Regions from separate parts of the Mus musculus genome. Here region 2 is linked to region 1. Evidence: chromatin loops called from intact Hi-C (ENCODE). Cell type or tissue: gastrocnemius. All regions are shown on one strand. Each heading gives the region's core, and the rest is flanking DNA. Links, peaks and the distances in the headings are about the cores only.

Region 1 (5,376 bases), core at 243-5,242:
AGGCTAAGACTGGAAACGTGAGCGTTTCTCTATGTGAGAGTGTGTTATACCAATGCAAACATGATGGGAAGCTATCAGGAACTTTGGGATTGAAATAATTGGCATTTGATCTAGGGCAGTGGAATTAAACTATGGAAGAATTAGAGAATCTCTTTCTATGACTCTGAGAAGGAGTAAATCCTCCATTTATGAATCAATATCAATGCTTACAAGACCCCAGAAGAGAGAGCTGCAGGGCATAGGTATAATTGGGACACATTATATAGGTGCATGCAATTGTCAAAGAAAAAATATTTGCTTTGACGATATAAACGGTTTGAGGAAATTAGAACAGCAGCTCTCTGCTCATGCCCAGCCAGATTTTGATCAACTTGCTTGTCAACTCCAGACTCCTGGTGGACACATGATTCCCTAAGGCCAGAGACAACCAATGAGATGTGGCCAAATAACTGAGACCATAACTGTTGAGACACATGGTTTCCTTTTTTAATGCAGTATCCAAAATGAGTACAAAGCATTCAAGGAGTAAAGAAATTATTAATGCTCCTATTTTATATTGCCTAAAACCTAAAAAGAAGAATTTTAATAATAATATAACATACAACATGCATAGCACAAACTGATCTGAACTATACATACAGCATAACAGAATAATGTACAGATTGAACAGTGGTGTAATCAGCGTGCTCACAATGGGGCTAGTGTGATAAATGGTTACTGTTGGGACAAAGTCAACAAAGATCAGAGATCATAGATGAGAAGCATGGGCTGTGGTGTTCCTGGAGGGAATCTCACCCTCAAAGGGGGAGGAGCCTCCAGGGGCAGGACTCACCACCACAGGGGGAGGAGCTTCCAGGGACTGGACTCACCACCACAGTGGGAGGAGCCTCCAGAGGCGGGACTCACCACCACAGGGCAAGGAGCTTCCCGCTGGAGCTAGTCCAGAAAGTCAGAGGATCCAGAAAAAAAAGTCACCAACATGCCTTCTTCCAACCCTCTCAGAAGCTATCCGTCTCAAGCTTGGGTCTTGGAGTCTTATATCCTTTAAACGAGTACGTACTCTGCACAGGAAAATTGTTCAAGTAACAGATTCCTTCGGATGCTTTTGGGACTGGGGGTTATTCTTGTAAATCTCCTTATAGAGTCTATTTAAACAGCATCCTGTCTATCTTATAATCTGTGTTATCTGCCTTGATTAACAACTTTAGAAGAAGCTCAGAAAGGTATGATGGTGTGGGACATAAACATCGTGGTGTCCGTGGAAGCTGGAGGACACCTTAACGAAGCCAGCTCTCTCCTCCACCTTTATGTGGGATTGAGCCAGGCCTCCACAGCAACTGCCATTACCTACTAAGCCGTCTTGCGGGTCCTGGTTTTCTGCTTCTAATTTGATAAGTTTGCTATTATTTAATTTTTTTTCTTCTAAGATTCTAGGTTAGCTAGAATCCTCCTGCCAAAAATGAAGAGAGGAGGAGGAAGAAGGAAGACAGGAAGGGAAGAGGAGAAAGAAAAATGAATGGAAAAAAAAGATGAGGGAAAGAGGTTGAGAAAACACTCCCCACGTGAAATCAATGTTACTTGCTACTCGAAGGTGGATAGGGAAATGCCTGTGAAGACCTGGCAGACCATCTAACAGCAGAGAGCTCCTGGGGCAGTCTTGCCGGATGTCTAGAGTAATGCACTGCCACTCAAACACTCTGGGACTTTGGGGGTGCTTTAATGAAAGGGGACCAAGAAACTATGGCTCAGGACTTCCCAAAGCACTTCTGTCTGTGGAAGTAGGCTGATAAACCACTGCTAAGACTACCCTGCAGACCAGACTGACTCCATATCCTATTTCCAAAGTAAAGAGGAAATGGAAAAGCCAGCCCATCCCCAGATGTGGGAAGCCACATGTGCTGTTGCTGGCCACCATGCATAAGTTTGGGCAAACAACCAATGTGTACATATGCAGTAAAGTTTTTTGCCAAGATACTGCCTGGCCCGGGCATGATAATGAGGTTCTGTGAGGTACTGAGAGAATAACCAATCAGTTGTGAGACATGCAAATGAGGTATGTTAATGAGGTTCTGTGAGGTACTGAGAGAGAATAACCAATCAGATGTGAGACATGCAAATGAGGTATGTTAATGAGGTTCTGTGAGGTACTGAGAGAGAATAACCAATCAGATGAGGAACATGCAAATGAGGTAGAATGCATAACCAATCCGGATGTGAGACACGCCTCTCCTAGGCCTATATAAGTAGCACCAGTTCTGGGCTTGGGGTCTCTTCGCCTCTGCAATCAAGCTCTCCCAATAAACATGTGCAGAAGGATCCTGTTGCAGCGTTGTTCTTGCTGGCCAGTCGGACCCAAGACCCAGACATGCTAGTGGTAAACCAGACAGTGGGTCTCAGACTTGGGTGACTAGGGTACTTCAAAGAGTGGGGTTGCTTGAGTCTGGAGGTTTCAAACTAGAGCTGCCCTTTGTGTCCTGGGATACAGAGATGAGCCTCCAGGAACTTGGGGCAATCTAACGTGTAACTTGTAAGCTATGACCAGCATCTCTTTAAACATACCCAGACCAGTGGTAATCAAGTAACGAAAGAGCTTAGAATGCAGCAGAAACAGCGTGCATCACATCAGAATAGGACATCTTGGAAAAGAGCCTTGTTGAGGCTGGAGGGCCGGCTCAGTGGTTAAGAGCACTGACTGCTCCTCCTGAGGATACAAGTTCAATTCCAAGCATCCATATGGTGCTAACGACTGCCTGTCTTCAGCCCTTAGGGGATCACATCCAATGTCCTCTCCTAGCCTCTGCAGGCACTCACTACACACATATGGTGCACAGAATTACTTGAGGGTCAAACGCCCATACACATAAAAAAAAATAAAACGAAAAGAAAAACAAAGTAGCCTTGCTTGCCATACAACATGAGTAAAATACCTATAAGATAAACTTGAATAAACCAAATAACTTTTTAAAATGAGAAATCAGCGACCAAATGAGTCTCATTTCACAAGATAAATTTGTGTGTTGTGACTCATATCTAAATCTCAGCATTCCACAAGCTGAGATAAGAGGATTTGAAGGACTTCTAGGCCAACCTGAGCTACATAGTGAGTCTCAGGCCAGTCCGAGCTTTATCTCAAGAAAGAATTTACATATGTGTTTGCCTTGAGCCTACTACAGGCAGCCCCTTAGTTGGACTTCATGACTAAATGAGCACTTACTCTGTGGGCTGGTGCTTGGGACAGGACAAGGGGCTGAGTAGGGTCCTTGAAGGTCACATACTTAAGCTCCATCAGGAAAGACTTGTGAACGCATCGTAATTAAGCAGGTGAGCAAGAGCTGAACCCCAGTATACCCATGATTCCAGGCACAAAAGTCCTGACTTCAAGGTGAGGAGTGTAGAAAGCAAGGAGAACCCCATCTTGGTCATAATATGTAGGCCGATGCTACAAGGGCACCTGACTGGGAAGGTGGAAGGACGGAGTTACAATAACTATCATCTTCCCAGAACCTGAGAATATCTTCATAAAGGAGCTTTAGAGCCCCAGGAAGATGCCTGTATGAGTGATACCTTTAGTCAACCAACATCACTTTAGCTCTGTAGTGGTTTGAATATGCTTGAACCATAGGAAGTGGCACTATTAGGAGGTGTGGCCATGTTGGAGGAAGTGAGTCACAGTGGCAGTGGGGTGGAGAGGTAGGCTTTGAGGTCTCCTAGTGTTCAATCTCTGCCTAGTGCAGAAGAGAGTCCCCTCCTGGCTGCCTTAGGATCAAAGTGTAGAAGCCTTGGCTCCTCCAGCACCATGTCTGCCTGCATGCTGCCTTGCTTTCTGACACGATGATAATGGATTGAATCTCTGAAACTGAAAGCCAGCCCCAGTGAAATGTTTGCCTTTATAAGAGTTGCCATGGTCATGGTGTCTCTTCACAGCAATGAAACTTGGACTAAGACAAGTGCTAAGTGATCCATCCTTATATTTCATAATAAGCTTTTCATTTAATAAATGTGAAAAGAGGTTCTGGATCCTTAGAATCCTGACATATGGAGAAGCCTTCATACACACACACACACACACACACACACACACCCCAGAAAGACAGAGAGAGAAAAAGACAGAGAGAGACAGAGAGATTGTGTAAGAAAGTCTGAATCCAAGCTTATTTTTGCATAAAGAGCAGTCAAAATACGAAGCATTTGGTCAAGTGAACATCTGGAGAGCCGATTTCTGCTGGAGACATTTTTGTGCCTTTTAGAGTTCAGGCCACTGAAGATGTGGAGGACAGAAGTACAATTAAGACTTATCAGGAAGCCGGGTGTGGTGGCACACGCCTTTAATCCCAGCACTTGGGAGGCAGAGGCAGGCGGATTTCTGAGTTCAAGGCCAGCCTGGTCTACAAAGTGAGTTCCAGGACAGCCAGGGATACACAGAGAAACCCTGAAACCCTGTCTCAAAAAAAAAAACAAAAAAAACTTGTCAGAGGCTCATGCACTGTAGTTCAGCAGGTGCAAGGGACATCCAGCAATGTCTGCTCCTTTCCTTCGCATCCTTAGCTACTCAGTGTTCAAGAAAGGTAGCTGGTATTTCCATTATCCCAGGACCCTTTAGTAAGGAGCTAGGGAGCTATAGCTCAGTTAGTAAAGTGTCTGCCTTATAAGCAGGAACTGAATCTGATTTCCCAGAATCTACAGGAAAATGCCACCTGTGGTTTGCACACTGTAGTCTCATTTACAGGGAAGTAGAGCAGAAGCATCTACAAGACACAGGACTCTCTCTCTCTCTCTCTCTCTCTCTCTCTCTCTCTCTCTCTCTCTCCCTCTCTCTCTCTCATATATATATATATATACAGAGAGAGATATCTATACAGAGAGAGAGGGAGAGAGAGAGAGAGAGAGAGAGAGACTCACCTCAGGCAAAGCCACAAAAAAAGACAGGAAAAGCAACAAGGTTTTTGAAGAACCAAGATAATAAAAAGAAGCCAAGCCCGAAAGTGAAACTCACCAAGATTGGTCTGAACTACAGTAAACTTCCAGACTGGTTGCTTAACAAATCCAGATGTTACAATGTTTCTAATACTGGGAAGGATTAGTGGGAAGAAAGACACGTTTAACTCTCGGAAAAAGCTCCCCCTCCCGAAGCCATGCAAGCTACAGATACAGGAAAGCATCAGTGAGGTAAGACCAGTTGATTGGATGATGAAACTACAGAAGAAAATGTTAGTTGACATAATAAATGTTCAAGATCCAATAGCTTTTTGAAACAAATTTCATGCAAATTTAAAAGTAATATCTAAAAAAATATTTGGAGAAAAATAAAGGTCATTTGGGTTCAAAAGTATCTATCACACAGGAAACGTTTAAATGTATACATTATTGAAATTTTTC
Region 2 (5,376 bases), core at 204-5,203, 53 kb after region 1:
AGTTTATGTCTATCTTAGTCAACAGTGACTTTTCACATTTTAAAAATCGACATCAACATGAATATATTGTGGAAAAGAAGTCAAACTCTCAAAAAAAAAATAACCCTTTGTGAGAATGGATCATAGACCAAGTGCTCACGTGCAGACCAGAGGACTTCAAGGCCTCTGTCTTCTCTCATCTAGCGAGTAGGGGTTGTGGGAAACTGAGGAAGAAAAAGGTACCTGGCACCTGCCAGCTGTCAGTCTCTCAGGTTGTGCTCAAGGTTTTGCACAACTTTTTATGCACAACCCTAACATGTGCAAAAAGAGTGATCTCAGACTTGAACCCCTGATTCAGAACGCTCCATGGTAACGTAGAATTAGAGAGAAGGTGGAGCATGACCAGACACTGTTGTTACTAGCTAGGGGACAGACGAGTCCATCAGAAATGAGGAAAAGGCAGAAGGCAGCTTATAGATGCATTACCAGTGACATATTCAAGGAAGAAAATGGTAAAACTCAGTAATAGGTTGGCTCTGGGCAGGGCAACAGGAATCTGGGGTGGCTCTCAGACTTCTAGTTTTGCCAACAAAAGGACTGGGATGCTACCACCTAGGGGAGGAACCTGAAAGATATATGAAAGACGGGACTGTGAGATGCCTTAGCGCCTTGCAAGTGTTAGGAACTGTGTTGCAATCCCCAGGACCCATGTAAAGCTGGGTGTGGTAGTGCATATCTGTAATCCCAGTGTTGCTACACATAAAAACAACAGCCAAGTGTAAGGCAAAGACCAATACCAGAGGTTTTCTTCTGACCTCCAAATATACATGGTGGCACTTGCCTACATAACACACACAAAGACACACACACACACACACACACACACAGATCCACACACAGAGAGGGGGAAGGAGAATAAGAAAACAGAATGGGAGAGAGAAATTTGAAAAGATATATAAAGACACTAAGTTAATCTTGGCTCAGTTAAGCTGTGGTGACATCGATCCATCCATCTATCCATCCTACAGAGGGAGTTCTACGGCAGTAAGATCCTGTCTTAAACAAAACTCTTTAAATATTGTTGTGGTCAACTGCATTACTTTGCTAAATTTTGCTAGATCACAAATTAGCAGTTTTAATTTGTACTTTTAAAGAAAAGACAGAAAGCTGGCGAGATGAGCTTCACTCTAATAATCCCGGAGGGCCCACAGTCGGATGAAAGGATCCTTACAATAACCAACAACCACCAGGCAGCTTTCCCTCGGAGACTTGTAGTTCCGGCTTGACTCAAACTCTATACAAAATTCTTTGACAAAAAAACAAAAAACAAAACAAAACAAAAAATGTGCTGCAGTAGTCAAGGACGTCCAAGGCAACCTGAATGCAACCTCCACTCCACGCTCCAATTTTACACAGGTCCCTAGATGCATCCTGCTCCCTACAAGGGAGGTCAGGTGGCTGGCCTAGGAGCTGCCCATCCGCACCCCACGAGAACTTCCCTTTGACTAAGGCTGAAGTGGACGCAAGGCAAGGCATGGACCTAAGTCAAGAGGGGCCACTGCAAAGAACAGAGACCTAAATCGAACAGAGAACTAGTGCTTTCCTTGCTAGTGGGAAACTGGGCTTCTCTGGGATTACGTTAGGTGACGTCACAACACAACAACCAATCACTAGCCTTCTATGAGAGACAATGTTGGGGAGCGGATAAGGTATTGGTGAAGGCGTTCTGTCAATCTCAACAGGAGACTTTTTTTTTTTAATCTTAGCAACGGACGCGTCCTAGCAACAACTGCCAGCCCGCTGTTGCTGGAAATTTGAGGTTTATTTTCCTGAGCAAGAAGAGTCAGACAGACTCCCACCTCCTACTCTCGAAGGAGCGTTTCTCCCGGGAACTGCCAAGAAGCTGCCTTCTTTTCCCTTTAGTGATTCCAGGTAAGGGCGGTTCAGAACGGGAAAGGAGTCGCGGGAAAACTAAATATCTCATTACCGTATCAAGGGCGTTTAGAAACTTCCCAGAAAGTGCTAGAGAAGGTGGAGTCTATGAAATAAAGAAATACTTTTTTTCACTACTTTTGACAAGTTTGCAGCCCGAGCCAGTGAGACAAAAACAGCTATGAGAGAGCAGTTAACGGGAGATCTAAGAATGTCGGGAACCGAGAGCGGGTACTGTCTTGTTCCTGCTCTCACGTTACTTGGCGCGCAGCGGGAACTCAATAAATTATGCATAATTGAATTTGAGGATGACGAGATTCTGGTTAGTCATCAGCACTGTAGAGAATTAATGTGGACTGAAGCCTATCACTGGGGGGCTAGGGGAGGGCTAACCACGAAGATGAACAGAGAACCTAAACTCGTTGAAGGAGGGCTCACGTCTCCTTCGTTCCCCTAGTAATTAGCATATCTAGGACTTAATTTCTGCTCAGAGCGACCTCTCTTCCCCCTTGAAGTACTGTATGCTGAACGCTGAGTGAATCCACAGCAACCCTTCAAGGCAGCCTTGTGTTTGAAGTCCTGTGTCATCTCCTCACAGCACCACTGGGGAACAAGACTGATTCAGGCAGAGTGAGAAAGCAGACCACCAGAGAGCAGCATTACCTTCTGATAAATGCTTCCAAAATTGCAAAATCCACTCCTGGGAAGTAAAGGGGCTTAGGGAATTGGCATTCCAAGTGACATCGCTCTTACACTGGAAGAGGATGTCTTTGTATAGAGAAAAAAACTTGATCATTTTATGCATATATAAATAACAGTATTCATTGTATAAAATATGCAATGGACAGTAATTGTGGAAGCAGTAGTGGGGGGCCACACACACGAGCACGACCTCGGTAACTGGGTTACTGCAGCTGTATGAAGCTGGGTGATGTTTACAGTGTTGTTTAGTACTTTTGGCCAAAGGAAACTGGGATAGAAAATGGAGAGGGATCAACTGATGAGAAATCATCCAAAAGAGAATCAGATGACGTCCACCACCTGAATCTATGATTCTGAAGAGTAGAACGAAAAATGCTCCATCTGAAAAGCTGAGACAGCCTTTTATTGCATAATTTCTACTTAAAAAGTAGAAATTTGGACTGATGGGGTGGCTCAGTAGGTAAAGGTACCTGCCACCAAGCCTAATGGCCTGGGGTTGATACCAAGACCTCACATGGTAGAAGGAGAGAACCAACTCCAGTACGTTGTCCCTTGACCTACACACACACACACACACACACACACACACACACACACACACGTACACAAACATACACAAACATACACAAAAATAAATAAATAAATGTAACTTTAAAATTTTTTAAGTAGACACTTCAGGGCTGAGGAGATAACTCTGTTGCCTGCTTTGCAACTGTGAGCACCGTCTTAGTTAGGGTTTGACTGCTACGAGTAGATACCGTGACCAAAGCGAGTCTTATAAGGAGAACATTTAATTGAGGCTGGCTTATAGGTTCAGAGGTTCAGTCCATTATCTTCAAGGCAGGTGGGAGCATGGCAGCATTCAGACAGGCATGGTGCAGGTGGAGCTGAGAGTTCTACATCTCCTTCCTTCCTTTCTTTCTTTCTTTCTTTCTTTCTTTCCTTCTTTCTTTCTTTCTTTCTTTCTTTCTTTCTTTCTTTCTTTCTTTCTTTCGAGAAAGGGTTTCTCTGTGTAGCCCTGGCTGTCCTGGAACTCACTCTGTAGACCAGGCTGGTCTTGAACTCAGAAATCCACCTGCCTCTGCCTCCCAAGTGCTGGGGTTACAGGCGTGCACCACCACTGCCCGGCCGAGAGTTCTACATCTTTGAATCTGAAGGCTGCTAGTGGAAGACTGACTTCCAGGAAGCCAGGGTCTTAAGCCCACGCCCACAGTGACACACCTACTCCAACAAAGCCACACCTTCAAATAGTGCCACTCCTTGTGCCAAGCAAATTCAAACCATGACAGCATCTGAGTTTGATGGCCAAAAGTCAAGTCAAAAAGTAGTGTGTACACATAGGGCAGCGGTGGCAGGAGTGAGGGATAGAAAGACTGAATAGAAATTTCCCCCAAAAAATGTCAGAAGCATAAAATACTAATCAAAGCATCAATTGTATCTCTGTCGTCCAAGACCATTGTTTTAAGTGGTTCTATTTGCGTGCTGGATAGTTTTATGTCAACTTGGCACAAGCTAGAGTCATCAGAGAGGAGGGAGCCTCAGCTGAGAGAATTCTTCCATGAGATCCAGCTGAAGGGCATTTTCTTAATTAGTGGTTGATGTGGGAGGACTATGATGTAGAAGTGTAAGCCAAATAAACCCTTTCCTCCCCAACTTGCCTTTGGTCAAGCACCGTGTTTCATCACAGCAATAGAAACCCTAGTTGTGATATATTTATAATGAGACAGCAATCTGAGGGACACTGTGGTGTGGAGGTTAAGAGTATGTCCACTGTTCCCCAAGCTCCCACATCAGTGACCCGACCTTATAAAGTGAGGGTGAAAAAAAAAAATGACCGTAATAATGTGTGACCAAGGTTAAGTTCACAGAAAAGCTGAGGCAGAAATATCTTAAATTCAAAGCCAGTGTCTGTAGGCAAATAGGGAAATACTGCCTCAGCAAAAAAAAAATTAAAAATAGTAAAAAAAATACTCACTGAACTTAAAATGCACATGAAATTCTTCACACTGCCTGGGATAATGAGCAGCTCAGTCAGTAAACAGGTTCTCCAGAGCAGGAGTGAGGATTAAGAAGAAAAAAGACAATTAGACAACATTGTAGCATGACCCCGGCCAGTTCTGAGACTGAGGCAGGTTTATTTTTTTCCCAGTCTGCTTTTATACCATTTTAATTACATGCAAGTATTAAGGGCAGGCAGTACAATGAGGAACAATCAAGGCAATTAGCAAAGTCCTGGGATTGCTCTCATGACAGTTGTTTCCAAGAGCTTGTCAGAATGACCAAAATACCTGAGCCCACTTTCTTGTCCAAGCCCAAAATCAGATTCTTGCCTGAAGCCTGCTTCTTTTGTTCCACCCTAGGATTAAGATTCCCACCTGAATTTACTTTCCTGTTCTAGCCTAAAATTAGATTCTTGCCTGAACTTATCATGCCCTAATGTCAGATTCCTGCCTGAACTTAATTCTTTGTCATGGCCTAATATCGGATTCCTGCCTACCGGCCCCTCAAAGGATCTCTACAGCATAAACACCTGTGTGATTTATAATTATTATTATTATTTAAAACACACATGTTGGACTTCCCCGGCTCAGCATGAGAAGTGCTTGCTCTGCAAGCCTGACATCCCCAGAGCCCACATCACGGTGGAAGGATGGAAGGAGAGAAGCGACTCTAAATGTTGTCCTTTGAGATAGCACAACCACACATACAGCACCCCTCCCCCACTTCGTGCATGTACACACATATACAATGATGATAATAATG

The links. A loop is a pair of places that touch in the nucleus more often than their neighbours do. Peaks named below come from ENCODE experiments on the same cell type or tissue, not always from the same donor. Only the 100,000 strongest peaks of a DNase experiment are listed, where the experiment ranks them.
Region 2: a loop joins it to region 1, with 8 times the contacts of the local background. A loop is called at or near these places in 15 of 42 quality-filtered maps.

The regions. Positions count from the first base shown.
Region 1 is chr3:146,157,855-146,163,230 of GRCm38, reverse strand. The region is part of intron 1 of Mcoln2 (mucolipin 2); the gene reads right to left. Among named protein-coding and RNA genes, the nearest start is that of Mcoln2, 11 kb to the right of the region's middle. In gastrocnemius, for the core only: no CTCF peak of the experiment used is centred there; no DNase peak of the experiment used is centred there.
Region 2 is chr3:146,104,448-146,109,823 of GRCm38, reverse strand. Wdr63 (WD repeat domain 63) reads left to right here and starts at 1,788. Exons shown (of 23, transcript NM_172864.3): 1 at 1,788-1,911. It also overlaps a transcript of Mcoln3 not described here. In gastrocnemius, for the core only: no CTCF peak of the experiment used is centred there; DNase peaks (open chromatin) are centred at 1,652, 2,212 and 2,494; H3K4me3 peaks cover 1,265 bases; H3K27ac peaks cover 463 bases.